3 separate regions of the Homo sapiens genome follow, and regions 1 and 3 are each linked to region 2. A link is a loop called in an ENCODE intact Hi-C map of the cell type or tissue named here. Cell type or tissue: heart left ventricle. All regions are shown on one strand. Each heading gives the region's core, and the rest is flanking DNA. Links, peaks and the distances in the headings are about the cores only.

Region 1 (9,529 bases), core at 1,530-9,529, 140 kb after region 2:
GGCAGGGCGCGCTGCCGTCCTCCTAGTCCGCCCCCCCGGGCAGGGTGCGCTGCCGTCCTCCCAGTCCCCCCCGGGCAGGGTCCGCTGTGGGGCGCTTCACGTCCACATGCTTCTAATACTCGGTCCCAGTGCAGATGTGCCACTTGCCCCAATAATTCCTTCTCTAGTTGTTGCTTTGTTGTTTTTGCAAACAAGATTGTATCCAGAGTCACATGCTGTGTTTGGTTATCATATCACTTCAGTCTCTTTTGTTCTAGAACATTCCTGCCCCTTTTTGTCTTGTATGACATTGACGTTCTGGAAGATAACTTCACTTTGGGTTTGCCTGATTGCGCCCCCAAGTAGGTCCAGGTTGAGTTTTGGGGCAGGAGTTCTACCCCAAGGGATGCCATGTCCTCCCCAGCTGGGTGGGGACGTTTGTGGCAGCAGCGCTGACCACGGCTGCGGGGGTGGTTTCTGAACCTCCACTGCACGAACACCACGCTGTCTGGTTAATAAGCACCGGTGGTGACCTGTGGAACCAACCGCTGCAGCGCGGTTCTGTGTTCGCCGCCCCTCGTCCGAGCGTTCCCCCCTCCCCTCCCTTTTTCCATCACGTGAGTTTTGAACGTGCAGTAATCCTTCACTGCCACTGCCGTGCATTTGATGGGGACCAGCGGGGGCCCTGAGCGCTTCCCATCTTTGGCACAAGCCCCTGTTCCTAGCTCACCCCAGACTTGCTGATCCCCCCATCCCTGCACGGGCCTTGGTCTTGGCCATTTCTCCAGGTTCCCTGAGTGGGGAATGGTGCTGAGACCCTCCTTTGAGTGATTGTTTTGGATAGTTTTTGTTTTCTTGCTGTCTGTTTAGAGTAGTGGTTCTCAAACCCTGCTTGGGCCATCCCACTGGGGAGCTGGGACACCACCTGGCACTGTGGTGGCAGTGGGGGTGACACTCAGACAAGGGCCATCGAGGGCCCCTGGACCAGAAAGCGAAGAGGGCGTTGGGGGCAGGAGGCCTGTGGGGCCATGTGTGGGGGCCGTCTGGGTGGCGGGAGCTGTTGGGGCAGGGCTGAGCGCCCTCAGCAGCCCACTGGAGAAAGCGCTGCTGGGGTCCTCGTGTGGGGCCCAGGGCCCGACGTGGAAGCAATGGAGGGCTGCAGGGGGTGGCAGTGGGGATGAATGAGTAAGGACAGAGTGCAGCCTGGGTCTCAGACAGGGGGTGGGGGACAGGCCACAGAGATTCCCTATCTCAGCAGAGAGGAGACAGGCTCAGGCTGCCACGCCTTGCCAAAACCCAGCCTGGCCAGGCCAGCCCGGCACCTTCCACCTAGATAAGTTGTGCTGCTCCAGAGAAAGAGCCTGGGGTCAGAGTGGACCTGCGATGCATGGCACAACCTGCTGGACAGTGGCGATGAGGGGTTCAGGGACCTGGGCACCCAGAAGCGGGCACCTGATATTGTACCCAGCAAAACTGCTCCTAATAATGTCATTTTTTCTCTCTCTTACAGGCCTCAGGCCCAGGCCCAAGGCCAAGTGAGAGAGCCCAGGCCACAGGACATGCTGCCATTCTGCCAAGAGAGGCTCTTCTGGGGGCCAGGCTGGGACTGGGCCCCGGAAACCAAAACTCCGTGCCTTACCCAGCCGGGGCCCTCCTGGAGCCTTCTTGGGGTGTTGTGGCTGGGAACCCGACAGGCACCAGTGCCCTGCCAGGCCTGGTGCCCTCCTGGACCGCCTGCACGTGCCAGCCTCCCACCTGCTTCCTAAAGGCAACCCTGGCCCACACCCGCATGCGCCCGGTGCAGCCTGCCAAGGGCCAGTCGGGGGGTGCTGCGTCCTGCCAGTGTCCACCACAGCTCTGCCTGCCCTTCAGCCCAGCAAGGTTTAATCAAAATGCAATGCTTTGCAAGTCTTTACTGCTTGGAGGTGGCTGAGTTGGGGGCCCTGGGCAGGGGTAAGCTGGCAGGCAGTGCCATGGCAGGCCAGGGTCCCCTCCCATGGGGTCTGGCCCCCGTTCCAGCATGTCCAGCCCCTGAAGTTGGAGTGGGGGGCGGTCTGCCTTTGCTGCCACTGCCAGGCCTCTGCCCTGCAGCTGAAACTTGGCCATCACATCAACAGAAAACCCCTCCCAGTGCCAGCTGCCCAGCGTGGGCAGGCCCTGGGGACAATACAGGTCCACCTGAGGGGCTGCAGGGTGACACCCAGCAGCCGCTGCCCCCTCACTGCCCACCCAGCGAGGGCAGCCTACCCGAGCCTGCCCCCTGCCAGGTGTGTGCCCTGAGGCTGGCGGCTGGATGCGTGGCCAATAAAAAGCAGACCTAGCCCGGTGTGCGACTGTCGTGTTCAGAGGCTGCGGGAGTGGGCGGTGGACGTGGGCTCCCACAAACATGGTGAGCGCTGGACAGGCCCCGTGTGAACACTCACTGTTGAGGGGCCCCCAGGCCCCGTGTGAACACTCACTGTTGAGGGGTCCCTGGGCCCCCAGGCACCGTGTGAGCATTCACTGTTGAGGGTCCCCCAGTCCCCCAGGCCAGGGGCTGTCCCTGGAGCCCTCAGGAGGCAGTAAGAAACATCTAGAAGAGGGCAGACCCAGTGGTGAACCGCATCCAACAGTGGTGAGATGGGTGCAGCTCTACAGGGGCGTAATTTACAAACCACCAGACTCCCTGGTTATGTGTGTGCTGCGGTGGTGTTTGCTCTCCAGCAGATCAAGTTTGTGCAATGATCCATTTTGAGAATCTCTCCGTCACCCCAAGAAGTCCTCTCGCACCCATCAGTCCGACCCCTTCCCCGTGCTCCTCCCCAGCCCTGGCAGCCACTCACCTGCACTCCAGACGCTCCAGATGTCATGCATGTCTCCTGGCTTCCTTCGGCTGTTTTCACGCGCCATCCTCACGGCAGGCTGTATCAGGACTTCATTCCATTTCATGGCTGAAGCACATTCCATTGCATGCAGGGACCACATTTTGTTTGTCTGCTCTTCTGTCCATGGACATCTGGGTTGCTTCCAGTTTGGGGCTTCTGTGAATCCTGCTGCTGTGGACATTTGCGTAGTCCTCGTGTGGATGCTGCTGTGGACGTCTGCGTCGTCCTCGTGTGGATGCTGCTGTGGACGTCTGCGTCGTCCTCGTGTGGATGCTGCTGTGGACGTCTGCGTAGTCTCGTGTGGATGCTGCTGTGGACGTCTGCGTCGTCCTCGTGTGGATGCTGCTGTGGACATCTGCGTAGTCTCGTGTGGATGCTGCTGTGAACGTCTGCGTAGTCTCGTGTGGATGCTGCTGTGGACGTCTGCGTAGTCTCGTGTGGATGCTGCTGTGCACGTCTGCGTCGTCCTCGTGTGGATGCTGCTGTGGACGTCTGCGTCGTCCTCGTGTGGATGCTGCTGTGGACGTCTGCGTCGTCCTCGTGTGGATGCTGCTGTGGACGTCTGCGTCGTCTCGTGTGGATGCTGCTGTGGACGTCTGCGTCGTCTCGTGTGGATGCTGCTGTGGACGTCTGCGTCGTCTCGTGTGGATGCTGCTGTGGACGTCTGCGTCGTCCTCGTGTGGATGCTGCTGTGGACGTCTGCGTCGTCTCGTGTGGATGCTGCTGTGGACGTCTGCGTCGTCCTCGTGTGGATGCTGCTGTGGACGTCTGCGTCGTCCTCGTGTGGATGCTGCTGTGGACGTCTGCGTCGTCCTCGTGTGGATGCTGCTGTGGACGTCTGCGTCGTCCTCCTGTGGATGCTGCTGTGGACGTCTGCGTCGTCCTCGTGTGGATGCTGCTGTGGACGTCTGCGTAGTCTCGTGTGGATGCTGCTGTGGACGTCTGCGTAGTCTCGTGTGGATGCTGCTGTGGACGTCTGCGTCGTCCTCGATGCTGCTGTGGACGTCTGCGTCGTCCTCGTGTGGATGCTGCTATGGACGTCTGCGTAGTCTCGTGTGGATGCTGCTGTGGACGTCTGCGTCGTCCTCGTGTGGATGCTGCTGTGGACGTCTGCGTAGTCTCGTGTGGATGCTGCTGTGGACGTCTGCGTAGTCTCGTGTGGATGCTGCTGTGGACGTCTGCGTCGTCCTCGTGTGGATGCTGCTGTGGACGTCTGCGTAGTCTCGTGTGGATGCTGCTGTGGACGTCTGCGTCGTCCTCGTGTGGATGCTGCTGTGGACGTCTGTGTAGTCTCATGTGGATGCTGCGAGTTTTCGTTGCTCTGGGGTAGATTCGTAGCGGAGGAACAACTGGGCGACACGCTAAGTTTATGTTTAACTTTTTAAGTAACTGCCTAACTGTTTTCCAAAGCAGCTGCACCATTTTTCATTCCCATCCATGCTATTGTTTTTCAGTTAAATAGCTCCACTCCTCCCCCTCCCCACCCTCCACAGAACTGCCAGTAAAACTGGACTATGGAGTATTGGGTGGGGTCACCTACAAGGTCATCTGCAGCAAGTGAGACCATCGCCCCTCCTGCCTGGAGAGGTGGGACTGGGGACCCTGTGACAGGAGGAGCTGCCCTTCCTGGAGCCTGGTTTTTCTTTTTCCTCTGTGCTCCATGAGAAGTCAGTTTAGTGGGCTACAGCCAGCAAAGGAACCAAAACCAACAGGAGCTCTGGGGGTGCCTTGCATGGCGAGGCTCCGTGGCTGCACGCGTGTATGCAGGTGGCTGTGGGTGTCTGTGTGTCCTGGGCCACTGTGTGCGATGGTCCCACTGGGAGGTGTGGCCCCCAAAGAGTGGAACCCACAGGTGGACACACCCATGCACCCTCGTTCTTGCCCAAGGTCACACATCGAGACAGCAGGGCCCAGATGGATGGCCCCAAGCTCGGTGGCTCCCGTGCTGCCCACACCTGGGGACAGGCCCACTGTGGGGGGTAAGGGGTGGAGGTGTTCTAATTCGGGCTGAGCCGTGTGACTGGCAGGGGCCCCAGCTGTTGGGCCTGGGCAGGACTGTTTTTAGAAAAGCCCCAACTCCCTGCCCCTACCCGGGCCCGTGGCTATTTATAGTCCGGGCCTGGAGAAGTCAGTGAGTCACTAGCGTTCGCCTCTGCAGGGTCAGTCCAAGCCCCCTTAGTGAGGTGGTCTAGCATGTCCCCCAGTCCCCCAAGCCTCTATCTGACATCTGCTAGCCCAGAGCCCCAGGGGTCCCCAGGAAGGGCTCAGAGCTGGTGGCCCCCCCCAGGCCTTGGCAGCACCTCCTTGTCTGATGGGACTTTGTGGTTCCTGGTGGACATTTAACATTGTCGGTTTCTCTCATCTGGAAACAAACCTCCATGACGCTCTTGGTTTCTCCTGTTGCAGTCTGCCTCTTCCCTACCTGCACAGCTCTCTGCTGTGCCCCAAATTCCCTCCTTGACACCCCCAGACCCACTGCCCCACCCTCAGGTGCAGCCCCTTCTCAGCAGGCTCCAGGTTCTGCCAAATCTCAGAGCCCTCCAACCCTGCTCCAGCCCCTTCCCAAGCTGGGGCCGGTGGTCTGTTCACCCCCGACCAGCTGTCACCCCCAAGGTGGCACTAGGAAGTTCATGCATGAAGACTGCTTTTCCACTGAGGCCCCACTGACTGCTTGGAACCCATACAACGGCATTTTCCCCGCAAGGATGCTGAGGGAGAGGAAGTGTCGATGTGCCCAGTGGAAGAAGAGGGGACTGGGGACATGGGTGCAGGGGGCAGGAGGCCAGGCTTCAAACAGCCCCTCTCCCCCAGGCTGGGGCACGGTCAGGTGCCAAGAGAGGAGGGGTGGGGAGGCTGCAGGCAGGGGTGGGCAGTGGTGTCCTTGGCTGCACCTGAATCACTAACTCAGTGTGAGCGACCTTTGCTGTGACAGGCCCAAGCTCCACTCCTTCCTCACAGGGAGTGTCCCGTCTCCATGGACTCCCTGTCACTAGCCTTGGAGTTGCCCTGAGCCCAAGGGGCCTCGTGGCTCCAGGCTCTTTGGCAACTGAGAGCCGTCAGGGAGGGAACAAAGGACCCCGCCTCCCTGCTCTGAAGCAAGAACCTGATTCTCTTTTCCGCCCTTGGGGCCCCAGGACCCTTCTCTTGGCCACCAGGGCTGGCTTCCTCCAAGCCTCATCTACTTGGGAGGGGTGGGGCGGGATGGGTGAGACAGGACAACCAGCCGGGAACACGGGAGCCTCGCAGACCATCGCCTCCCTCTGGGGCCTAGTCCCTCCACAGGCTGGGCCGGGAAGGTCTGGTGTGGGACCTCTTGGGAACCTGGGCCCCACGGTGGCGTGCATCCCTGGGGGTTGCTCCCATGCCAGCCAGGTGACGCTGACAGGATGGGTCCCTTTACCCCAGACTTGGGTGCTGAGGGCCGGAGCTCCATGCTGGAGCCCGCCTGCTCGCTACAGCCAGGCCCGAGCCACAGCGCGCCCGGGCGGGACGCGGGGCCCCTGCCGTGGGGCAGAAGTGCGGGCAGTTGCGGGGACACAAAGTCCTCGGAGAGGACGCGCTGCGCGGCTCTTCGCGGCCGCCAGGGGGCGCGCCCGCGCCCAGGGCACTCGGGGTTCCACGGGGGGCAGGTGCGCTCCTCGAGAGTGCGGACCCTCTAGGTGGGGTGCAGGACGCAGCTCCCCTTTTGCAAACCGCACTCCTTCCCTGGAGGGAACGACCACCCCTGCAGTTGCTGGAACCCCGAAGTCCTGGGCCCGGCAAGGGCTTGGTGGGGGGTGAGGTCGCGGTGCACAAGCCCTGGTCCCCGACGGGCTAGCGAGAAACTGCCTCCGTTGGCAAATTCGTGGGGGCGGCTCCCCAGGCCATCTGCCTGCCTGGCCGTTGGTCCGTGCGGCCCCTCACCCCTAAAGTGCTCGAGACTCAACTGGGCTTCCCGGGCAGCGGCGAGGGGGCGGGGATGTGGCGGCCGGAGGTCACCGGGGCGTCACTGCGCCCGCCCTGGCCCTCCCCCGGCCCGCCCCCTGCCCCGCCCCCTGCCCCGGCCCGGCTCCATTTAATGGCGCGGACGCCGGCGGCGGCGGGCTCCTGGCCGGGCCAGCGCAGCGGAAGAGCCAAGCCAGCATGTCGGGGACCCGAGCCTCCAACGACCGGCCCCCCGGCGCAGGCGGCGTCAAGCGGGGGCGGCTGCAGCAGGAGGCGGCGGCGACCGGCTCCCGCGTGACGGTGGTGCTGGGCGCGCAGTGGGGGGACGAGGGCAAAGGCAAGGTGGTGGACCTGCTGGCCACGGACGCCGACATCATCAGCCGCTGCCAGGTGCGGGCTGGGGCGCCGGGTCCCTCCCCCACCGCCCAGCGAGCCCCCCTCCCCCGACCCAGACGGCCCCTGTCCTCCCATGCCCTGGCCGGTCACTCACCCGCTTGGATGCCTTCCTTCCGGGAGCACCTTTCCCAGGGCCACCCCACCCACGCACGCACACGCACCACTCACACAACCCCCGACCCACACACACCGCCCTCCTTCCACCCACCCCTACTCCACCACCCCGGCAGCGGGCCAGGGCACAGCTATAAATACAAGTCGCTGAGTTGGGGACACCCGATCCTTAGGGGGTGGCGCATGCCATGGGTGTGACGCTGGACCCTCCATGGGGGAACCAGAGGACCCAGCCCCAGGATGGTTTGAGGACCCCCAAGACACCCCCCTTCCTCATTTACAGTGATCACCTGGGGCCTGTCTGGGTCTGGGATAGGGCTTACCTGGCTCCCCGCAAGGTCTGCAGGTGGTGGAGGGGGTAAAAGCTGCCTGCTGGGTGGGGGTGACCCCGGTGAGTCAGCCAAGGAGAGGCAGAGGTGGAAGGGGGCCAGGCCGTCCTGGGGGGCAATTGGGGCCGCGCCTGAGGGAGGGTGCTTGGGACGATCCTAGCCAGACATGGGAGAGGGAGGGCCACAGACTTCTGGCCAGGGTGACCCCGTGGCTGGCAGTGCCACCGAGGAGGCCAGACCTGCTTTGTCCCCCAGGGCCCAGGGCTGGGCCTCTGCCAGCCGGCAGCTGCTCTCAGCGCCCCCATCTGTTCTGACTGAGCTGCACACTGGGCACTCTCTCGGGCCGCCACCCTGGGGCTACATGCCCCATGCCAGGGCAGCCAAGTCTGCTGCCCATGGGCTGACTTACAGCTCCAGGCACAAAGGGGTCAACTTTGGGATGCACGCGTCTGGGGTTTGGAGCCTGCCTGGGGCTGCTGCCAATAATGGAACAAGGGCCCCCGCACCGTCCCTTCTCCGGGTTCTGTGGCCTCCTTCCTGAGCTCCAGAGAGGAGGGCTGGGGCCCAAGACGAAGGGAGTCAGCCCAGCACCCTGTGTGGCTCAGGGCTGTCCGAGCCCCTCCTGCCGGAAGGGACTGTGGCTTCCTAGAAAGTTCTTCCTGGAACAGTGGGGGACCTCCCCCCTTGCTCTCCGTCCTAAGCAGCAGGCAAGCACATCCCTCGCTCCAGAGATCCCCCAGGTCCTAGAGGTGGTCCTCAGCCCATGCTCCCTCCACACTGCCTCTGCCCCGCCACCTTGTCCTGGGCCGCCAGGGGGCATGTCCAGCGCTCTACTGCTCTTCACCCTCCAGGGCGCCCTCAGCGTGGGGCAGCCCCGGCCCCTGACCCTCCTTAGACCTCTCTGCTCCCGTGAGGCCCAGGCCCCTCCCTATGAGCTGCCAGCTCTGGTGGGCGCCATGCACTTCTGCAGGGCGGGCTGGGGCCCCCACAGGTGCTGTACACAGCATTCACCTGGCTCCGCGCTCCCAGCTGTGGAGATGGTTCTGGATCTGGGCACTCCCTGCTGTGCCCCCCACCCAGTCCCCCCACAGCCCCGCTCACTCGCAGCTGCACACGGGAGCACGGAGGATGCAGCAGGCTGGAGCCCATCCCGCACTCCGGCCACCAGGCTGCCCCCGCCAGGCCACCCCCACCAGGCCACCCTATAGCCTGAGGGAGCCCCTGGCTCTCCAAGTGAGTGGGAATAAAAGAGGTTTGTCCCTGGAGCCCACACCTGTCCCCCTGCAGCCTCCTCACGAGCCAGTGAGGCAGGATCATCCTGAAGAGCTCCTTCACAGGGGAACAGAGGCTCAGGCGTGGAGGAATGAGTCACTGCCACATTTGGAGCCCTCACTGGTGCCACGTGCCCACCATGATAGCCCAGGGCCTGGCCCTTTGTCCCCACCTGCGAGTGCGGGGACCGAGCTGGATCTCAGCGGGGCGCCGCTCTGCAAGGGAAGGTCAGGGACTGGTCTTCTTTGGGGCCCCAGCCCCAGGCTCTCTGCAAGTGCTCAGTGACCCCTACCTCACAGTGCCCATCTCTCCTCCTAGCGGTGGGGGTTCTCCCCTACCACCGGGCTCCCAGCACCTCCCCTGTTCTTGTGCACACCATGTCTGACCACCCCATGTCGTCAGAGGCTGGCAGAGGGTCTGGCTGGATCTCCCCAGGGAAGACTGCGTCTTTCTTACTTGGAGTGTGGATGCCTGAAGCCAGATGAAGGTACCCGACATGGGGGTCTCCAGGCGCACAGAGGCCAAACCTCACCCTCTCACTCAAGGGGCTGAGCAGAGGACAGAGCGAGGGCCGAGTGGTCCAGGTGGTCAAAGTGCACGCCGTGGGCAGAGCGGGCTGGGCCGCATCTGGGAGGCAGGCTGGCTGCCAGG
Region 2 (9,592 bases), core at 1,072-9,071:
GCCAGTGAGCAGACACAGGGGCCAGAGCGTCACAGGTCACCCCCATATGCCCAGAGTCTGCTCCCCCGTCCTCCCACCTCCCTCCCCACCCGTGGTCTATGGGGCCCTGAAGAGTCCCCAAAGGCAAAAATCCTCCTTTGCTTGCCTCCAGTGATGGGGAACTCACTACCTTACTGTCGGCTGTTCCTCCCATGGACAGCTCTGCCTGGTGGGAAGTCCCCCCACCAGCCCCTGTGCAGAGCAGCCTGTGCCTGTGGAGCCCCAGCCCAGGTTCCGGCTCTCACCCAGAGCATGCGTCAGCCCCTCTAACCCCAAACCCACACTCCTCCCTCATTTCCCTCATTTCCTCTCCTCTTCTCCTGGACCCCACCCTCAGGCTTCACTCCCACCAACCCCCAGGGTGCCTGGGCCAAGCCCACCTGTGACCACCACGTGGCAAGTCCTGTGAGGACTTCACTCCTTGTCCCTCCTGACCTAGCACTGGCTCTGAGTGTGCCAGTGGCAAAGACCTGCTCATGCGGCCTCCACCGGCCCTGGACTCACCCACCACCGCCACCCCTGCCTGCCCTCTCCCGTAGTCCTCTCCAGGGCCTTCTCACCGTGGTCATGGTTTATGGGGCCTCTCATGACCCCATCAGCCACCGTCCCCACCCAGCTGGAGACCCTCAACCAAGCCCTCTCAGGGGGTTTCCTGTGGTCATGAAGCAGCTGACGACCCACTGCAGAGACGAGAGCTACAAAGATGCATTCCCACTGTAGCAGAGGGAGCTGGGATCAGGACAGCCTCAGCTGCATTTTCACTGCCCCAGAGGGAGCTGGGCTCAGGACGGCCTTAGCTGGGCGTTCCCACGACAGCAGAGGGAGCTGGGCTCAAGACAGCCTCAGCTGGGCGTTCCCCCTACGGCAGAGGGAGCTGGGATCAGGACAGCCTCAGCCCGGCGTTCCTCCTGCTACAGAGGGAGCTGGGCTCAGGACAGCCTCAGCTGGGTGTTCCCACTACAGCAGAGAGAGCTGGGCTCAGGACAGCCTCAGCTGGGTGTTTTCACTGCCACAGAGGGAGCTGGGCTCAGGACAGCCTCAGCTGGGCATTCCCACTGCAGCAGAGAGAGCTGGGCTCAGGACAGCCTCAGCTGGGCGTTTTCACTACCACAGAGGGAGCTGGGCTCAGGACAGCCTCAGCTGACAGGGGTGCAGCCCTGAGCCCCGGAGACGCCTGGAGAACCTTTGGACCCATTTCCACCACAAGCCCTGGTGCTGCAGTCGGCCAGCCTGCACGAATTTCCCCCCGGGCTGTATGCCAGACAGGGGAAGGGCCAGCCTCCAGGCCTCTGCGCAAGAGGGCCACGGCCAACTCCCACCCCCTGGGCCAACGCTGGCCTCTCTTGTGCCTGGGGTCCTTCTGCTTCAACCAGCTGTGGACCCCACCCCCATCTCCCCCACCCACCGGCCCTTTCTTCTCTGGCCCAGGTCAGCCTAGGGCCTCCACACCCTCCAGCCCCACCCCCGACCCTGCCTGGAGCCATGTATGAGGCCATGCTGAGGCCCAGGGCTCTCCGCACTCCAGCCAGACCATGGTCCAGGGAGAGCTGGGAGTCTAGGCCAGCACCACGTGGCCATGACCAGAGTAGCCACAATCTCCAGCCCCTGCAGCCTCCACTCCCACGTGCCGCCCTACTCCACCCCGGCCACCTTCCAGGACCACCCCAAGGAAACAGCCCAGCCCAGCCAGCTCGCTGGACTTTCCCAGCGCTCAGGAGTGCCCAGCCACTGGACATGCTCCGCCCTCCCGCTGAATGACAGCTGGCCTTAGTTGCTGTGTTCCCGGGGCACTGCTCAGGGTGGGTGCACCACAAAGATCTGGGGAGGGTGGGGCATCCGATCATTCCCAGCTCCCGGGGAGAGATGAGGGTGTGGCGGAGGTCACCTGGCTGAACAGTGACAGAGCTGGGCCCAAACCTGGGCACCACGTCATTGGCACCACTGCCCGTGGGCACATGTGCCCACCTGCCGGCTGCAGGCAGGCCTGACACAACTGGGCTCTTCCCTGGCACTGCCTGGCACAGGCACTGGGGACCCTCCGCGGACCCGGCAGCTCAGCACTCCCCTGGGCCAGCCTTATCTTGCCCTGCAGAGCCCAGGCTGGAGTGAGGCGCAATGGACGGAGGCGAGGAGGGTGCAGCCGAGCCCTATCAGATACGGCCGGAAATATGACCCCGCTGGGACCTGAGCCCTGAGCCGAGCCATCAGCTCACTAATAAATTACCCAGAGCGAATGTCCACAGGGTCAGCCCGCATCGCCTTTCCAGGGAGCACAGAGAGGGGGCGGCACCCAAGGTCTGTGGGCTGACCGTTCCCTCCCCTCTGTCAATGAGAAGGGTCAGGAAGGAGTTGTCCCGGAGCCCCCCGACCTCGGGCAGTGCAGCCTGACCTCTGAAATCTGGGAGGAGCAGCTCCAGCCCTGGGAAGCCAAGGATAAGCGCCCAGATTGGGCACAGGCGGGAGAGGGTCTTGTCTGGCTACAGGACCTCACTCTTCCCAGGAAGCCAGACTGCCAGCAGGACCACCCAGCCTTCCTCAGTGCTCTCCCTGGAACAAGCGTCAGCGAGCCAAGGCCCTCCTGCCAATCTGGCCCACCCCGTTTGTGTAGACACAGAGCGCACTGTGTGCCATATGGCCCTGTAAGAGAAAAGTTTGCTCCCCCATGCCCTGTACTGAAGACGGCAGTGAGGGGAGGGCCGGTCTGCTGAACCCCATCCCAGTGGCTGCGTTGCTCATGCTCTGACGGTGGGTTCCAGGACTCTGTGTCCATGCAGCCCCACGGCTGGCCCTGAGCAGTCACCCTCTGTGCACACTGTCCCCCAGCCTGGCACACCCTGGGCTCCCAGGGGTCCTGTAGCTTTACCCAAGGGAGATGCACCCCCATTCCTAATGGAGAAACACGGGTCTCTCCACACCTCCTCCAGCAGTCCCCTGAAACAGGTCAAAGCCCCACAAACCAGGCAGGGGTCTGCCCACATGTGGTGGTGCCCTGCGCCAGTGATGCCCTCACCAGCCTCTTTCAGACCTGCCTTTACATGCACCAGCAGACGGGGGGGCTGGCGAGGACGGGCCACCAAGCCTGAGCCAGGCTACCACCTCCGGGCTGTGTGACTCTGGACAGGGTGCCTCAACTCTCTGAGCTGCACTTTCACCTACAAATGAGGGGCAGACTCAGCAGCGCCAGGCAGGGCAGTTGGACGCCCACCCAGGACAGACCCTGAGAAAGGCTGATCCCTCACCCCTGCCATCGCTCACTGACCCATACATTGCCCCTTCCTGCCAGGGCAATATCGAGGGTCGGCCAGTGTGCCCCAAAACGGCAGCTTGGGACCCATTCTTTGCCTCTCCCTCTGGCAACCCCAGGTCAGGACTCACAGGGGCACAGGGGCCTGGGGCAGGGCGGGCACTCTCGCCACCACGGAGGCCCCATGCTGGGTCAGGGTCTTATTGGAGGCTGGACTCTGTGATCACCTCACCTCCCGCAGCCCCACAGTGCCCTCCCTCTCCCACTCTGCCCCGAATTCCAATCCATAGGTTTTTCCAAGAGCTGCACAGCTCTGGAATTGACCTGGGAGGGGGCACATTTGGGCCGGGAGGGGTAGGAACAGCAGCAAACTCTGGTCTTATCTGAAATCATGGTCTGTTGTCCACCGGGGGCCTGGGAAACAGCCACCCCCTTCTGCTCCGGGGCCAGCGGCCTGTCCTCGGGTTCACTGCTATTTCTGCCAAAGGGGAGAGGTAATTATAGCCTGGCCGCTGCCAGCTGGCCCAGCTTTGCGATCCAGCAGAGAGGGCTGGAGACGGGACGAAGGCCACAACAGACCCGGCCCTGCCAGCGGGCGGTGGCGCCTCCAGATCAGAGCCCTCGGGAAGGAGGCCTGGGCGGGCCTGGCCCGTTCACCTGTGTGCCCTGCAGTTCTGCCCGAGGCTCAACTCTCAAGGGCCTGGGAGGGGTGCTGCCGGCCAAGAGGGTCCAGGACCTCACTGGACTGTGCCCCACAGGGAGATCCCGAAGAGCCTGTTTCTGTCCCTCGGGGAGCCAGGAGGGAACCAGGTGAGTTCCAGCCCCAGGGAGAGGGGGCTCACTTCCTGCTTGGGTATGAAGATGCCAGAGCGGAGAGATTGCCAAAGGCAGGTGCAGGTGGGGAACCTGCCCCAGCTGGGCAGCAGGTGTGGGCAGAGACTGGGCAGAGCGGAGAGATTGCCAAAGGCAGGTGCAGGTGGGGAACCTGCCCCAGCTGGGCAGCAGGTGTGGGCAGAGACTGGGCAGAGCACACACTGATGATCCTGAGTGACCTGAACAAGCTCCAGAGTGGCCACCCTTCCCCCTTCTCCTGGGACTGATGGTTTCCCTAAAACGGAGACAGTCCCAGGCCGGCCCTGTGTCCACACTGAGGCCAGGCCGCCTCTGGGGGAAGCAGGGAACACGGCCACTTCAAACTTAGCAGCGGGGGTGCTCCTGGCCACACAGGAGCTTCCAAAGGGCACCTGATGTTGCGCGAAACAGCCTGGGCAGTGGGAGAAGGGGCTGCACTCTCAGGGGAATGCAGGCAGCCGTGCCAGGCATGAACCCAGCCAGCCTTCCCTGAAGGGCCTTGGTGGGGGGCATCCTCCGAGGGCAAGTCTACGCAGGCCCAGCCTAGCAGGAATGGATTCGTTACTCCAGTAACTGAAGCCTAGTTCTCAGTGTTTGGGAATCCCTGAGAACTGGCTCTTTTCTGAGCCGTCAGTCAGAAGGAATCCCTGTCCTGCCCTGTGTGGCCATGGGACCCCCACCCAGCACTGGACGCCACGCCATTTCTTGGGCACTACTGAGCTTTGCAGTGCCCTGGACAGTTGGCAAACAGCCCCCATTCCACATATGGGAGGAAGGGCCTGGGGGGGTCCCCCGCCCTGTCTGTCTGGAGCTCTCGAGGCCTAGGGTGGCCCCTGCACCCAGCAGATGAGCAGCCATCACCCGGTACTGCTGCTACCTCGAGCCCTAACTGCACCTCGGGATGTGAGGGCCCATCTAGGCATGGAGAGGGGCCTCAGGGGGCCACCAGGCAGCTCCTGCTCCTGTTCCTACCTGGTAGGGCCTGCAGGCACCTGAGCAAGCCCAGTGGGCGGTCAGCCCAGCCAGGGGCCTCCCCACAAGTTCTCCCTCTTACTTAAGTCGAGAACGCATGTTGTCTGGGGAGCTGCCAGCGTGGTTCCAGTGGTGAGCGTTGGGCTGGGAGCCAAGGCTTTTCCCAGGAGCCCAGCCACCCCGCCTGGCTGTGTTCTGCCTCCGCCCTGCAGAGGAAAGGCCAGCGAGGCAGTGTCCATGGTCCCAGTCTTCTTCCACCGGAAGAAGGCACAACCTGCATCTGCAGCCCCAGGGCCATTGGGTTAGGCCTGTGGCCAAACTACTAAGGTGCTGGGAGACTGAGGAGGCCCAGCTCCTCCTGGGGCCACCAAGCCCGTGGTTGACGGCCTCCCCATGGACCGGGCTGTCCCGAGAGCAGCAAGTCAGCCGGGGCCCTCAGGGCCGCTGAGGCCACTGCTCAGTGTCGCCGTAATGGAAACTTCTCAGCTGGTTGTGAGCCGCAACAGCTCTGGTTCACACCCTGCGACAGCGAGGCTGTGACCGCCAGTGGATCTCGGGGCTGATCAGGCCTGAGCCACCCCGGAGGTACAGCACCAGCAGGAGCCCAGGTGGGCAGGGGCAGAGAGAGAGAGAGAGAGAGAGAGAGAGTATGTATGTGTGTGTGTGTAAGTGGTGGGGGTGGGGGCTGTGAGTCTCCAGCTTCTCCCAGGGAGGTCTCTGGCTTCCCAGGAGCCTGGCCCCCTGTCTCCAGCTCCCAAGTGAGTTGCCCTGGGGGAGGCTGCACCTGGAACAGGGAAACAGGGAGCCTGGCCCCAGCCTGCACTCGCTCAGGCCCCGGGACCCTCTGCCCCTGGAAGGCTGTGAGGCTGCCGTGTGAATGGGTGCAGTGCCAGGCGAGGGGTGAGCCGGGAGTGTGGGGCCGCACGCTCAGAGCCGAGGAAGGGCAGTGCCAGGCGAGGGGTGAGCCGGGAGTGTGGGGCCGCACGCTCAGAGCCGAGGAAGGACCTCCCATGTGGGGTGGGTGGGATGTCAGGATTTCTCACGAGCCAGCTGCTGCATGGGGGGCACTGCCCGCCCCGAGGAACCCTCAGGGAGGACAGAGAAACATCAGGAGGTGGGCTGTGGGCAAAAGGGCGGGCGGCACGGGCCAGGCAGAGGCAGCAGCCTGGGAGGAGGCGGGAAGCCAGCGGGCGGCGTCCTGGAGGACGGGGCAGGAGTGGGAGGGAGCAGCAGTGGCTGGGCCCCAGAGCTTGGCGTTATCCAAGCCACAGAACCAGGCAAGAACCACTGGCCCGCCCCCACGCCCCACTGCAGGCTGGTCTCGAGGGGGAGGGACTCGGCACTGCCACGGCCGCTGGGCTCCATCAGTGCCCTCACGTCTCTCAGCAGCTTCAAGATGAGGTGGGGTCTTTGGGGTACTGGGCTAGACCCCCAAAGACTGTTGGAGGGTCACACCCCAGACCAAGGTCCTGGGCCTCAGCCCTCATGGCCCCACCTCCCACCAGCAGTACGGGCTGGTCATGCCCACAACTGGGAGCTCCGGGCCCTGACTCCCGCCTCTGTCCCAACCCAGGCTCTGAAACCTGGCAGGCTGTTCTCCCTCTCTGGGCCTCAGTTTCCCCTCCGCCAGGGAGCTCGGTGCCCCCTCTCAGTAGAGGAGCTGGTAAGAACCCCCCAGCCCCCCAGCACCAAGGGAGGCGCCATGGGGTTCCTGTTCCCAGAGTGGGGGTAGAGTCCCCTCGGGTGGACGCGCCCTCCCCAGCAGCGGGCCTAGCGGGACACTTACAGGTCCAGGCTCTGAAGCTATTTTCCGCCCTTTATCTCCCATCTGTCACGAGGCCTCCAGTTACACACTGTCCCTGCCAGAGGCCCCAGGCCTCCCCGCCCCCACCTGCCGAGCATGCCAGAGCCACTCCTTCCCTGCTTCCACTGGGGAAAATGAGGCCCAGGGAGGTCACACCACTTACCCGAGGTCACAGAGCCAAAGAAGGACAGAGCCCAGGACTTGAGCCAGACCTCTCTTCCAGAAGGGGAAGCGTGAAGCCCAGTTAGGGAGGGGATGGCAGGGCTCAGGGAGGCTGTCTGGGAGCAGAGCATGGCCCACGTGAAGGTGCATCTCTGGAGAGGGGACCGCGGAGCTCAGGGAGGCTGCCTGGGAGCAGAGCGTGGCCCACGTGAAGGTGCATCTCTGGAGAGGGGACCTCAGGGCTCAGGGAGGCTGCCTGGGAGCAGAGCGTGGCCCAGGGGAAGGTGCATCTCTGGAGAGGGCCCCAGGGCTCCCGGAGGGGAGGTGTCATCCCATAGGATGTCCTGACTGTCCAGACACAGCCAGAGCCACCTGAGCTCTGTTCCTGGGCACATTCCCTCCCCGAGTGATGCCAACAGTGGCTGATGGCACAGAGCACAGGCTTGGTGCGGACTCGGGTCTGTGCACTGACTCCCACCCTCACGCGAGCCCGCAGAGGCTGCTGCTCTCCTCACCCCCATTTCACAGCTGAGCAGACCAACGCCCAGGCAGATTAGGAGACTTGCCTAAGGTCACACGTGGTCACACAAGGTGCTCTGGAGCCCACACCTGAAGAGGGGGAGGTGCTGTCCCGTAGGAAGTCCTGACTGTCCACATTCCGGCAGAACTCTGTGCCCCAGAAGGCGAAGTCGCGTCCTCCCCAAGTTATGCTGCTCAGCAACAGATGGTTAATGCCACAGCCAGGCACCCTCACAAACACACTGCCTACGCCTGCACATTCACATACACTCTACACAAACACACACACATTCACCCACACATACGCAGATACACTCACACACACACACGGGCACATGCATGGACACACACACACATGCATATTCACATGCACGCACAGAAATACAAGTACACATATGCACACATAGCCACACCTCCATGCACACATTCACACACACAGACACCCCACACGTGCACACTCATGCCCTCTGACACACGTGCCCACTCTCACACTTGCACACTCAGGGGAATACTCACACATGTGTGCACTCACACACGTGCACACACACACTGTTTTCCCACCATCCCTTGGACAGACCCCAGGCCAAGGAGGGGTGAATAGCGAGAGCTGCTGGCAGGAGCTGGGGGAGACTGCGTCCAGCCCTGCATCCCTGCGTGACTCCGTCGGCCCAAGCCTCTCCAGGCCTGTTTCCCCATGAGGAGTGAACCTGGCTGGGCCCCCTGGAATGCTGCTGCAGGGTCGCCTGGCAAGGGGCTGTGGCCCTGGGCACGCCAGCCAGCCCCAGGCCGTGCAGCCCCAGGAAATGACCCCGAATGCACAAGCCTCCTTCCGCCGGGCAGTGGGAGAGCCCGGGCTCTGGGTCCAAGAGGTCACTGGGGGGCTCTGCTCCACCCCCAACCCCACCCTGGGCTTTAGCAGAGTTTCTATCCCACCCAGGGTGGAAACTGAGTCAATGGCATCCAGAGAGCCCTTCCAGCCCCAGCCCTGCTACGGACAGGCAGTCAAGGTTGCCCTGCCAGGCAGCATCCCCAAAACACCAGGACAGGCCTGGCACTCTGTGGCTTCCCTAACCCTGGGGATCACGCAGAGCCCACATTCCAGGTGACCTGGCCCCAGGAGACGGGGCCCCAGCTCAGCTGGGCCTGCAAGCACAACCTCTCCCACAGCCACTCTCTGAGAGCAGGTCCTGAAGATAAGCCGCCCCTCCCCGCCACCCCCCTGGATGGCCGGCTCCTGCCACAACCCTATTTGCAATAAAAACCTGATCCGGCGATAGCAGAAAATTGCTCTCTTTTGAAATAATTGAACCCGTCCAGACAGTGTCCTCCCAGACATCATTAACAGGGCACTCTGCTTGTCTGCAGTATTTATGCCCACTTGGGGAGGTGGTCATGGCCACCCTGTTATCTCCTGTAGAGGACGGCACACGGCTGCTGGAGTCACTGCAGTATCCACCCAAACCACTCCTCCCACAGGCCTGCCCTGAACCTCTGAGGCACCCATCCCTTTGGGGGACCCTGGAGGAGTTATCCTTGAGGACCATGTAGGCCCCTCACTCTCACCCTCCCCCTTCTCAGCCCTTGGGGGCAGGGTCCTTGGAGGACCACGGGGAGCCAGGGAAGCATCTCAGGAAATGCAAACACCTGCCCTGTGAGGGGCAGGGGCGGCAGTACCCTCCAAGGACCCCAGGGCAGGGGAGAACCTGAAGGGCAGCAGGAGGTCCCCACACTGCCCCCTATCCAGCTGGGAGCAGGGCAGGGAGGACCTGGCCTGGCATCAGCTCCCAGGGAAGCCCCAGCCCCCTCTGGCCTCAGTTTCCCGACCTGAAGCAAGAGAGGCAGGCTCATCACCCCCAGAGCCCTTGAAAGGCAGACACCTGCACCTGCACAGATGCCTGGTAGGCACTGCACCCCTCTGTAGGGAGGAGTGCCCAAAAGTCAAGAACCCTGCCAAGGCTGTGAGAGAAAATTCACACTTGGGGGGCTCCACCGGTGAGCAC
Region 3 (9,592 bases), core at 543-8,542, 130 kb after region 2:
AATGGCCTCAGGGGCCAGGCGCGGTGGCTCACGCCTGTAATTCCAGCACTTTGGGAGGCCAAGATGGGCAGATCACCTGAGGTCAGGAGTTCGAGACCAGCTTGGCCAACATGGTGAAACCCCATCTCTACTAAAAGTACAAAAATTAGCTGGCCGTGGTGGCATGTGCCTGCAATCCCAACTACTCAGGAGGCTGAGGCAGGACAATCATTGGATCCCAGGAGGTAGAAGTTGTAGTGAGCTGAGATCGTACCACTGCACTCCAGCATGGGTGACAGAGCGAGACTCCATCTCAAAAAAAAAAAACAGAAATGGCCTCAGCAAAGTTTGCCCACATGGGTGCCTGTGCCCCACCAGTGTGGGCTGAAGGGGGCCGGCCCTGCCTGCGGAGGGCTGTGCTCATTGACCAGACTGAGATGACTGGCAAGTCCTAGGCCCAGTGAACACTAAGTTTCCTCCTGCTCAGGCCAGAGCCCCGCCCCTCCTGTATCCATGCAGCCCTGTGGACCCACCTCAGGTGTGGTCTTCACTGTAGTCACGCAGCGCCCAGGGGAGGGCCTTCCCTCCCCCAAGGTCACGGCCCGGTTCCATTGTGTGCCACCTCCCCAGGCCTTGGTGCACGTTACTCGATGGGAGTGGGCATACTCGCCCTTCCCCTTCCCCAGGGGCGTGCGGGTGCCTGGTGACCCGGGGGCAGCCTGGCAGGGCGCAAGGCACTGACCTGGGAGCTGCCACTCTTAGGTCGCTATCCCTGGCTATGTGGGTCACATGTCAGCCACAGCTGGCTATGGCCTGGCTCAGAGTCCCAGGTGGGCTGAGCGGGGCTGGTACACTGGCGCTGACCCAGGCTGCCCCGCCTGCGTGTTGGTGGTGGCAGCAGCAGGCTTAGCCCACCTGGCCCCTCCTGCACAGAGACCTGGAGGATGCCGACCTGCTGATCCAGCTGGAGGCTTTCGAGGAGGCTAAGGCCGAGGACGAGGAGGAGCTGCTGCGAGTCTCTGGCGGGGTCGACATGAGCAGCCACCAGGAGGTCTTTGCCTCCCTGTTCCACAAGGTGGGCTGGGGGCTGCAGGGCGGAGGGCAGCCCTCCAGGGCAGGCTGTGGCCCTGAGGTCCAGAGGCTGGGCCTGGAACGGTCCTCCCTGCCCTGGTCAGACCCTGCTGTGACCTGGGCCATGGTGCCAGCTTTGGGGTGAGACTCCAGGGAGCAGCAAGGACCCAGGGGTTGGAAAGGGAGGTGGCGCCTAGAGCGGGCAGCCTGGGGGCCGGGCTGGGCCCTGGGGGCAAAGCCAGGGCCACAGGACCCAGAAGGACGGGGCTCCAAAGACCAGTGCGGCCCACAGCCGGCCTTACTGTCCTGGGCCCCAGCTGCCCAGTCCCCATCAGGTGGGCTTCAGAGGCCTCAGGGCTTGGTGAGGGGCTAAGAGGCTGAATTCTCGTCAAGCTCAGGCCTTCCCCTCATTCCCTGAACCTTGCAGCTCTCATCTGGGGGCAGTTGTGTCCCCAGGTGGCATCTGGCAACATCTGAAGACATTTTTGGCTGCCACGGCTGGGCAGGGGGTGCTGTTGGCATTGAGTAGGTAGAGACCAGTGGTTCTGTTTAACATCCCATAATGCACAGGACAGTCCCACATGTCACCAGTACCACAGTCGCTGAAACTCTCATCTCTAGGGATCCGTGGGAATAGAGGGGGTGATGGGGCTGGACACCCTGGCAGACAGGCCACAGTCCTTAGTCCACCAGGGAGGGGCCGGCTGCTGACCTGCACCCCACACTCGCCCGTCCAGGTGAGCTGCTCCCCGGTGTCTGCCCAGCTCCTGTCGGTGCTGCAGGGCCTCCTGCACCTGGAGCCCACCCTCCGCTCCAGCCAGCTGCTCTGGGAGGCCCTGGAGAGCCTCGTGAACCGGGCCGTGCTCCTGGCCAGCGATGGTGAGGGGGCGGGGCAGGGGCGTAGGCACAGCCTGGTGGGCAGACACTGAGGTCTTAGACCATGGGGGGGGGAGCCTGCCCTTGGCCCCAACCCATCCTCTGCCCAGGGGAGGTGGCCGCTTTTTCCTGCCTCTTCCTCAAGCCCCCATCCCTCCCTCTCCGGCTCCCTTCTCCCTTGACCCTGGACATCCCCTACTGCAGCCCAGGAATGCACCCTGGAGGAAGTGGTTGAGCGGCTCCTGTCTGTCAAGGGGCGACCCAGACCGAGCCCCCTGGTCAAGGCCCATAAAAGCGTCCAGGCCAACCTAGACCAGAGCCAGAGGGGCAGCTCCCCGCAAAACACTACAACCCCCAAGCCCAGCGTGGAGGGCCAGCAGCCAGCAGCAGCTGCTGCCTGCGAGCCCGTGGACCACGCCCAGAGTGAGAGCATCCTGAAAGTTTCGCAGCCCAGAGCCCTGGAGCAGCAGGCGTCCACCCCACCCCCACCCCCACCCCCACCCCTGCTCCCTGGTTCCAGTGCCGAGCCCCCTCCCCCTCCCCCACCACCCCCCCTGCCCAGTGTGGGGGCTAAGGCCCTCCCAACAGCACCCCCGCCCCCACCCCTGCCAGGCCTGGGGGCCATGGCCCCCCCAGCACCTCCTCTACCACCACCCCTGCCAGGCTCCTGTGAGTTCCTGCCCCCACCACCTCCACCACTCCCGGGCTTGGGATGCCCGCCCCCACCCCCACCCCTGCTGCCTGGTATGGGCTGGGGCCCTCCTCCACCCCCACCTCCACTACTGCCCTGCACCTGCAGCCCCCCCGTGGCGGGAGGCATGGAGGAGGTCATCGTGGCCCAGGTGGACCATGGCTTGGGCTCAGCATGGGTCCCCAGCCATCGGCGGGTGAACCCACCCACACTGCGCATGAAGAAGCTGAACTGGCAGAAGCTGCCATCCAACGTGGCACGTGGTGAGGGTCCCCAGACCCCCAAGGGAAGCTTCCCCTAGGACGGGGGCTGGTCTCTGCTGGGGAGAGGGGCAGGTGGCACATGGAACTTGTGTGCGCGTCCTGCCCGTGCGTGGCCAGGGCAGCCTGGCCCTTGCTCTGGGCTCGGCGCCTGTGGTTGAGGTGGGGACGGGGGAGGAGCAGGGCAGGGGCTACCTCTGAGGACCCCCCTCCACATGCTCCCGTGAGCCAGTGCATCTGGGGTGCCATGGTGCCCTGGGGCCCTGCTACAGGTGCTCAGGTAGGGAGGTAGGGTGCCTGCTGTACGCTGGACCTGGACCTACTGGGCCCCAGGCAGGACATCCTTTAGACCCTCTGGGAGGCTCCAGCCCCTGCCTGCTGGATCGCCAGGCCCCGGGGCTGCGAGAGCCTCACTGGCCGTGTCCCCACCCGACAGAGCACAACTCTATGTGGGCGTCCCTGAGCAGCCCCGACGCCGAGGCTGTGGAGCCCGACTTCTCCAGCATCGAGCGACTATTCTCCTTCCCTGCAGCCAAGCCCAAGGAGCCCACCATGGTGGCCCCCCGGGCCAGGAAGGAGCCCAAGGAGGTGGGGACGGGGAGGGGACTCAGACCGGGGCCGCCTGCCTGGCCACCCTCCGGTACCAGCCTGTTGGGTGGGGGGTTTTCTAGATCACTTTCCTCGATGCCAAGAAGAGCCTGAACCTCAACATCTTCCTGAAGCAATTTAAGTGGTGAGTGAGGGAGGTAGCCCCCATCCCAGGCCACGGAGCCTCGCCTCCACCTGAGCCTTCTGACTTGGGCCCAGCAGTGCCCTCTGCAGGCCGCCATGGGAAGTGCACACTGCATCCCCTAGGCAGGATTGTAGGCGGGTAATAGCCCCATGCTGCCCCAGCTAGGGGCTGTCCAGGCTCCCAGGGACAGAGCGCTGGGACCTCCCCCCACAAGGCCACAGACAAGTAGTGGCTAAACCAGTGGGCCCTGACTCTCAGCCCCCGAGTCCTTTCCTGCTGCGGGTGTCCAGCACTGGCCCGAGGGAGCTGGCTGGACCCGACCCATCCTGCATCTCCTGAGCAGGGCCCATGGAGGGTAGCGAGGGTGGGAGTCAGCCTGGGTCCCCTTCACCGCGTGACCGTGGGCAACAACTCGACTGTTCTGTGTCCCCCCTGCCCTGGCCACCCCATGACTACGTGGGGAAACCCTGCCAGGTGGGGTCCCAAAGAGGCTGGGTGGGGGTGACTCATGATTCACTCACCCCTGCCCGGTCCTCTCCCTGCTCCAGCTCCAACGAGGAGGTCGCTGCTATGATCCGGGCTGGAGATACCACCAAGTTTGATGTGGAGGTTCTCAAACAACTCCTTAAGCTCCTTCCCGAGAAGCACGAGGTAAGAGGACCACCCCCACACCCCACCCCCAGTTAGTGCCACCAACCAAGGGAGAGGCTGTCCCGGGGGCTCCCAGCAGGGAGACAGAGAAGGGAGGCATCCCAGCCCTACCTCTGCCCTGAACCGTGAGCCACAGGGAGCCATGATGGGCACTGGAGGGGCTGAGCCCGGCGGGCAGTCCGGGAGGGCGGGAAGCTGGCATGGGGGGATCCCACATGCCGTTCTCCTCCTGGCAGATTGAAAACCTGCGGGCATTCACAGAGGAGCGAGCCAAGCTGGCCAGCGCCGACCACTTCTACCTCCTCCTGCTGGCCATTCCCTGGTGAGCATGGCCGCCCTCAGACCCCAGGGCCTGGGCCCCAGGTGGGAGGAGAGCAGGAATAGGGAGCAGGGCCCAGCCAGGGAGGAGAAGAGGCTGTGCCAATGGCTGCCCCGGGCTCCAGGAGCAGCATTGCAGCGGTTGGGCTTCTAAACATCACTCGAGCCCCACCCCCAGTCCTTCCCCTCAAAGTGTGGGGCTGGAGGCCTCTGGAGGAATTGGATCCTGCTCTGCGCAGGCCCGGGAGGGTGCCTGTTGGATGGGGCAGGCGGTGGAAACCCCCTCCCTTTGCCCACCACCCAAGCCAGAGCCCTGTGCTGAGTGCCCCTCTGGCAGGGACAGGTGGGGGGTGCAGGCCACTGATCCCTGTCTGTGCCATCCCCAGCTACCAGCTGCGAATCGAGTGCATGCTGCTGTGTGAGGGCGCGGCCGCCGTGCTGGACATGGTGCGGCCCAAGGCCCAGCTGGTGCTGGCTGCCTGCGAAAGTGAGTGGGGCCAAGCGGGGCACGTGTGCAGGAGGGACAGGCCTCCGAACCGGGGCGGGAGGGCTGCTCGGGGCCCCTGCTACTGCCAGTATCATAATGGCTGCTAAGAGCACCTAAGGGTGCCAGCCTTCACCACCACTCCGGAAACCACCCTGCTGCCACCACCTCGGTGCACACACCTACTGGACGCACAGACACACGCATGCCCACCGCCACTCGGGCACGTGCACACACACAAGCACACTGCCACTCTCCGGCACGCGCACACACAAGCACACCGCCACTCAGGCACGTGCACACACGCATGCACACCGCCACTCGGGCACGTGCACACACACAAGCCCACAAGCACAGTCACACACATGCACACAGGACACACAGACACACGTACACACCCCCCCAACACACACACCCTCACATACATGTACAGACATAAGTGCACACACACGGGCACCATCTCTGAAAGGGGAATCCATGGGGACCTGCCACAGCCACTGGGCAGGGAGAGGGACAGGTACGGACCAGTGAGGCACAGCTCACGTCTGTCAGGCACACTGTAGGTGTCCACTCCCGTCGGTGGAGGGTTTGCAGCCCCCAGGCCCTGTCCTGTGATCCTTCCGGTGCTGGGCTGAGCCTGGGGAGGAGCCAGGGAGTGCAGGGGCACTGGCAAGCAGGACCACACCCCACCGCCAGGGCATCTGGGGGCTCCGAACCAAGAGCCCCTCTCCAGCCCTGGCTGCCCCTGCAGGCCTGCTCACCAGCCGCCAGCTGCCCATCTTCTGCCAGCTGATCCTGAGAATTGGGAACTTCCTCAACTACGTAAGTCAGGGGCAGCTCCCCATCCCACCTGGTGCCAGGGGCTGGTGAGACTCACTCCCTGCCCCTCCCAGGGCAGCCACACCGGTGACGCCGACGGCTTCAAGATCAGCACATTGCTGAAGCTCACGGAGACCAAGTCCCAGCAGAACCGCGTGACGCTGCTGCACCACGTGCTGGAGGTGGGCCGTGGTGGCGGGGGCATAATGGGAGGGCTTCAAGTCCCCCCGGACCTGGGGTGTAGAGGCGTAGAGGCCATACCCCCATGCCCACCACTCAGGCCGCCGGTCTCCCTGTCTCAGGGCTCCGTCTAGAGCCAGCAGCCTCAGTCAGAGCCACGCCCCCACCCCTCCCAGCACCCCTTCCTTCCTGCAGCACTGGCTCCCCTGCACGAGCCTTGTCCCTCCCCAGGATACCTGTCCCTGATCTGGGGGACAGTCCCTAGGAAAAGCAGAAACATCACAAAGTCATAGCCAGGCCCAAGGGAAAGATTTGAGGGTCTGGAGTACTGGGGGTTTTCTGGACCTTAATTGCTAAGGGTTAGAGCTGGGGGAGTGGGAACAGGGTCATCCCCAGGTGGAGAGTATGACCACAGTGGATCTCACTGGACGTGTCCCATTGCAGGAAGCGGAAAAGAGCCACCCCGACCTCCTGCAGCTGCCCCGGGACCTGGAACAGCCCTCGCAAGCAGCAGGGTAGGTAGCTCCTGCCAGCCCGCCCACCTCAGCCAGGTGGGGGCCTGACTTCTGTCCCCAGGCAGTGAGGTGGCTGCCCGCCAGGGCTGGGTCTCACAGCTGCAGCGCAGCCCCGGCGCCACGGAGCCCTGCCCAATAGAACACTTCCCTTTTGGGACAGGACCGGGTCTGCCGTGGCCTATCCCCTTCTGACTTAAGCGAGGAAACAGGCCTAGAGTGGGCAAGGGCTGGCCAGGTCAGGGTCACACCACGGGCAGGTCTAATACAGCCCCTTCACAAGGTGGACCTTCACGACAGCCGTGAGCAGGCTCGGGCCTCCCTCATTGTATAGATGAGGAAACGGAGGCCCAGGAAAGCAGTGTCACCTCCTGGGTCACACAACCCAGGCAGGAGGGCAGCCTGGGCCACCCCACTACACAGTCCGGGCCCCTAGCACGGAGTTCTTCCCGGGCTCCACCTGCCCTGGAAGGTTCTCTGGCTCAGGAGCTGCTCAGCCTTGGGGAGAACTAGGCAAGCAGGACAGGCTGACCGTTAGGGTCCCCGCCCAGATGCTCACAGGGGGCTGAGGGTCAGCTGGAACAGGCACTCAACCCCAACACTGCACGTGCAGCCTCAGAGTACAGCCTGCAGGGTGCACAGTGGGGTGCCGGGGGGTGCAGGGGAGGGGCTCCCCTGTCCCAGCGAGGCTGACGTCAGCCGTTGCTGTCTCTGCCCGGCCCTCCTCACCTTTCAGGATCAACCTGGAGATCATCCGCTCAGAGGCCAGCTCCAACCTGAAGAAGCTTCTGGAGACCGAGCGGAAGGTGTCTGCCTCCGTGGCCGAGGTCCAGGAGCAGTACACCGAGCGCCTCCAGGCAAGTGGGCACCTGGGCCTGGGGCTGGCGGGAGAGGCTGCCCTGATAGAGTGAGCTGGGCGAGTGGCTGTGCTGTCTCCTGGCTCCAGGGTGGATCCTGGGGCCCGAGTTTCCCCAGGTGTGCATGGTCAGGGCACAGGCCCCTGCTCCTTGTCAGAGACCACCGTCCTCAGGGCCTGTCCCTGTGGCCGTCACCCTCCCGCAACTCAGGGCCTCACCCCGGGTGGTGCCCGCGCGGGGCTCTCACGGGACTGTCACGTGCCCTTGCCCCCAGGCCAGCATCTCGGCCTTCCGGGCACTGGATGAGCTGTTTGAGGCCATCGAGCAGAAGCAACGGGAGCTGGCCGACTACCTGTGTGAGGACGCCCAGCAGCTGTCCCTGGAGGACACGTTCAGCACCATGAAGGCTTTCCGGGACCTTTTCCTCCGCGCCCTGAAGGTGGGGCAGCCCGGCGGGACACAGCCTGTCTGGCTAGAGTGGGGTCCCGAGGCCCCTGGCCTTCCTCCGGCAGGATGGGCAGAGGCACCTTTCGTCGGGCCGACACAGCCATGTGGGCCCTGCGCTGCTGCGGCTCAGGGAGGGGGACGCCCAGGCCCATGGAGCCCCTGAGGGATGCCACGCTGGGGTGACGGGGCCACATCTGCCAGTGCAGGAGAACAAGGACCGGAAGGAGCAGGCGGCGAAGGCAGAGAGGAGGAAGCAGCAGCTGGCGGAGGAGGAGGCGCGGCGGCCTCGGGGAGAGGACGGGAAGCCTGGTGAGGCTGGGCCGGCTGGGCGGGGAGGGGGTGACTCTGGGATCCTTGTCTGTGCTCCAGCCTCCCCACCACCCCCAGCCCTCTAGGTGGGCTCCAGGGTCCCATGCCGCTCTCTGAGTGCCCCACGCTCCTCAGTCAGGAAGGGGCCCGGGAAGCAGGAGGAGGTGTGTGTCATCGATGCCCTGCTGGCTGACATCAGGAAGGGCTTCCAGCTGCGGAAGACAGCCCGGGGCCGCGGGGACACCGACGGGGGCAGCAAGGCAGCCTCCATGGATCCCCCAAGAGCCACAGAGCCTGGTAAGACCCTCTCCCACTGCCTCCTCATGGTCCCCTTGCCACTGTCCCTACCCTGTGCCTCCAGGAAGTCCTCCTGACTTCACTGGAAAGCCCTCTCCTCTCCCTGGGCCACCCTGGAGGCCCCTAAGACTGGGGACAGCCGAGGGGACAGGTGGTGGCCGCTCAGCCCTCATCCCTCCCTCCACTCACTCCAGCTCCTCCACTGTAACCGCAGGCCCTGCCCTCAGTGCTGAAGCAGCAGTCCAGCCCGCTGGGCTCCAGAGAGATGAGGCCAGGCCCACTGACCGATGCCCTTGGGCTCAGAGGGTGCTAGAGGTGGCAGGAAAGGCAGGCGGCAAGGCCCTGGTGGGAGGACCCCATTCCTGGGGTGGCTGCCTCAGGGTGCTGGGAATGGCATGGCCCAGTGTCCCCCACCCTGCCACAGTGTAGACAGACCAAGGACGCTGAGGCCGGGTCCTGCTCTGAGACATCAGAGGAGGCTTTCTGGGGAGGAGGTTTTGCAGGGCGTTCAGGTAGACAGCGGAATGGAGGAGGCTGCACCTGGGCTGGCTCGGGGGCAGGGTGCCTGCCCTTCACTGGTGTGTCCCTCCATCCAGTGGCCACCAGTAACCCTGCAGGAGATCCCGTGGGCAGCACGCGCTGTCCCGCCTCTGAGCCCGGCCTTGATGCTACAACAGCCAGCGAGTCCCGGGGCTGGGACCTTGTAGACGCCGTGACCCCCGGCCCTCAGCCCACCCTGGAGCAGTTGGAGGAGGGTGGTCCACGGCCCCTGGAGAGGCGTTCTTCCTGGTATGTGGATGCCAGCGATGTCCTAACCACTGAGGATCCCCAGTGCCCCCAGCCCTTGGAGGGGGCCTGGCCGGTGACTCTGGGAGATGCTCAGGCCCTGAAGCCCCTCAAGTTCTCCAGCAACCAGCCCCCTGCAGCCGGAAGTTCAAGGCAAGATGCCAAGGATCCCACGTCCTTGCTGGGCGTCCTCCAGGCCGAGGCCGACAGCACAAGTGAGGGGCTGGAGGACGCTGTCCACAGCCGTGGTGCCAGACCCCCTGCAGCAGGCCCAGGTGGGGATGAGGACGAGGACGAGGAGGACACGGCCCCAGAGTCCGCA

The links. Peaks named below come from ENCODE experiments on the same cell type or tissue, not always from the same donor. Only the 100,000 strongest peaks of a DNase experiment are listed, where the experiment ranks them.
Region 1: it touches region 2 in a loop (4-fold over the local background); 8 of 110 quality-filtered maps call a loop at or near these places.
Region 3: a loop joins it to region 2, with 2.6 times the contacts of the local background. A loop is called at or near these places in 8 of 110 quality-filtered maps.

The regions. Positions count from the first base shown.
Region 1 is chr14:104,717,306-104,726,834 of GRCh38, forward strand. INF2 (inverted formin 2) reads left to right here. Exons shown (of 23, transcript NM_022489.4): 23 at 1,490-5,230. It overlaps ADSS1 (adenylosuccinate synthase 1), which reads left to right and starts at 6,924. Exons shown (of 13, transcript NM_152328.5): 1 at 6,924-7,157. The coding sequence starts at 6,966. RefSeq lists enhancers at 4,675-5,174, 7,971-8,671 and a silencer at 6,731-7,140. In heart left ventricle, for the core only: CTCF peaks have their summits at 6,423 (motif pointing right), 6,637 and 7,906; DNase peaks (open chromatin) are centred at 4,896, 6,436, 6,806, 7,884 and 2 weaker places; H3K4me3 peaks cover 2,508 bases; H3K27ac peaks cover 5,492 bases.
Region 2 is chr14:104,575,911-104,585,502 of GRCh38, forward strand. It overlaps C14orf180 (chromosome 14 open reading frame 180), which reads left to right and starts at 3,854. Exons shown (of 5, transcript NM_001008404.3): 1 at 3,854-4,093. In heart left ventricle, for the core only: no CTCF peak of the experiment used is centred there; DNase peaks (open chromatin) are centred at 3,861, 5,251, 6,331, 6,951 and 1 weaker place; H3K4me3 peaks cover 3,104 bases; H3K27ac peaks cover 5,324 bases; H3K27me3 peaks cover 2,377 bases.
Region 3 is chr14:104,705,123-104,714,714 of GRCh38, forward strand. INF2 (inverted formin 2) reads left to right here. Exons shown (of 23, transcript NM_022489.4): 6 at 913-1,054; 7 at 1,788-1,929; 8 at 2,131-2,880; 9 at 3,314-3,465; 10 at 3,549-3,610; 11 at 4,159-4,261; 12 at 4,498-4,583; 13 at 4,966-5,066; 14 at 5,815-5,885; 15 at 5,957-6,064; 16 at 6,507-6,577; 17 at 7,311-7,431; 18 at 7,706-7,870; 19 at 8,085-8,187; 2 more. Among named protein-coding and RNA genes, the nearest start is that of ADSS1, 14 kb to the right of the region's middle. RefSeq lists enhancers at 1,330-1,920, 9,554-9,592 and a silencer at 3,606-3,755. In heart left ventricle, for the core only: CTCF peaks have their summits at 3,715 (motif pointing left) and 3,933; a DNase peak (open chromatin) is centred at 3,706.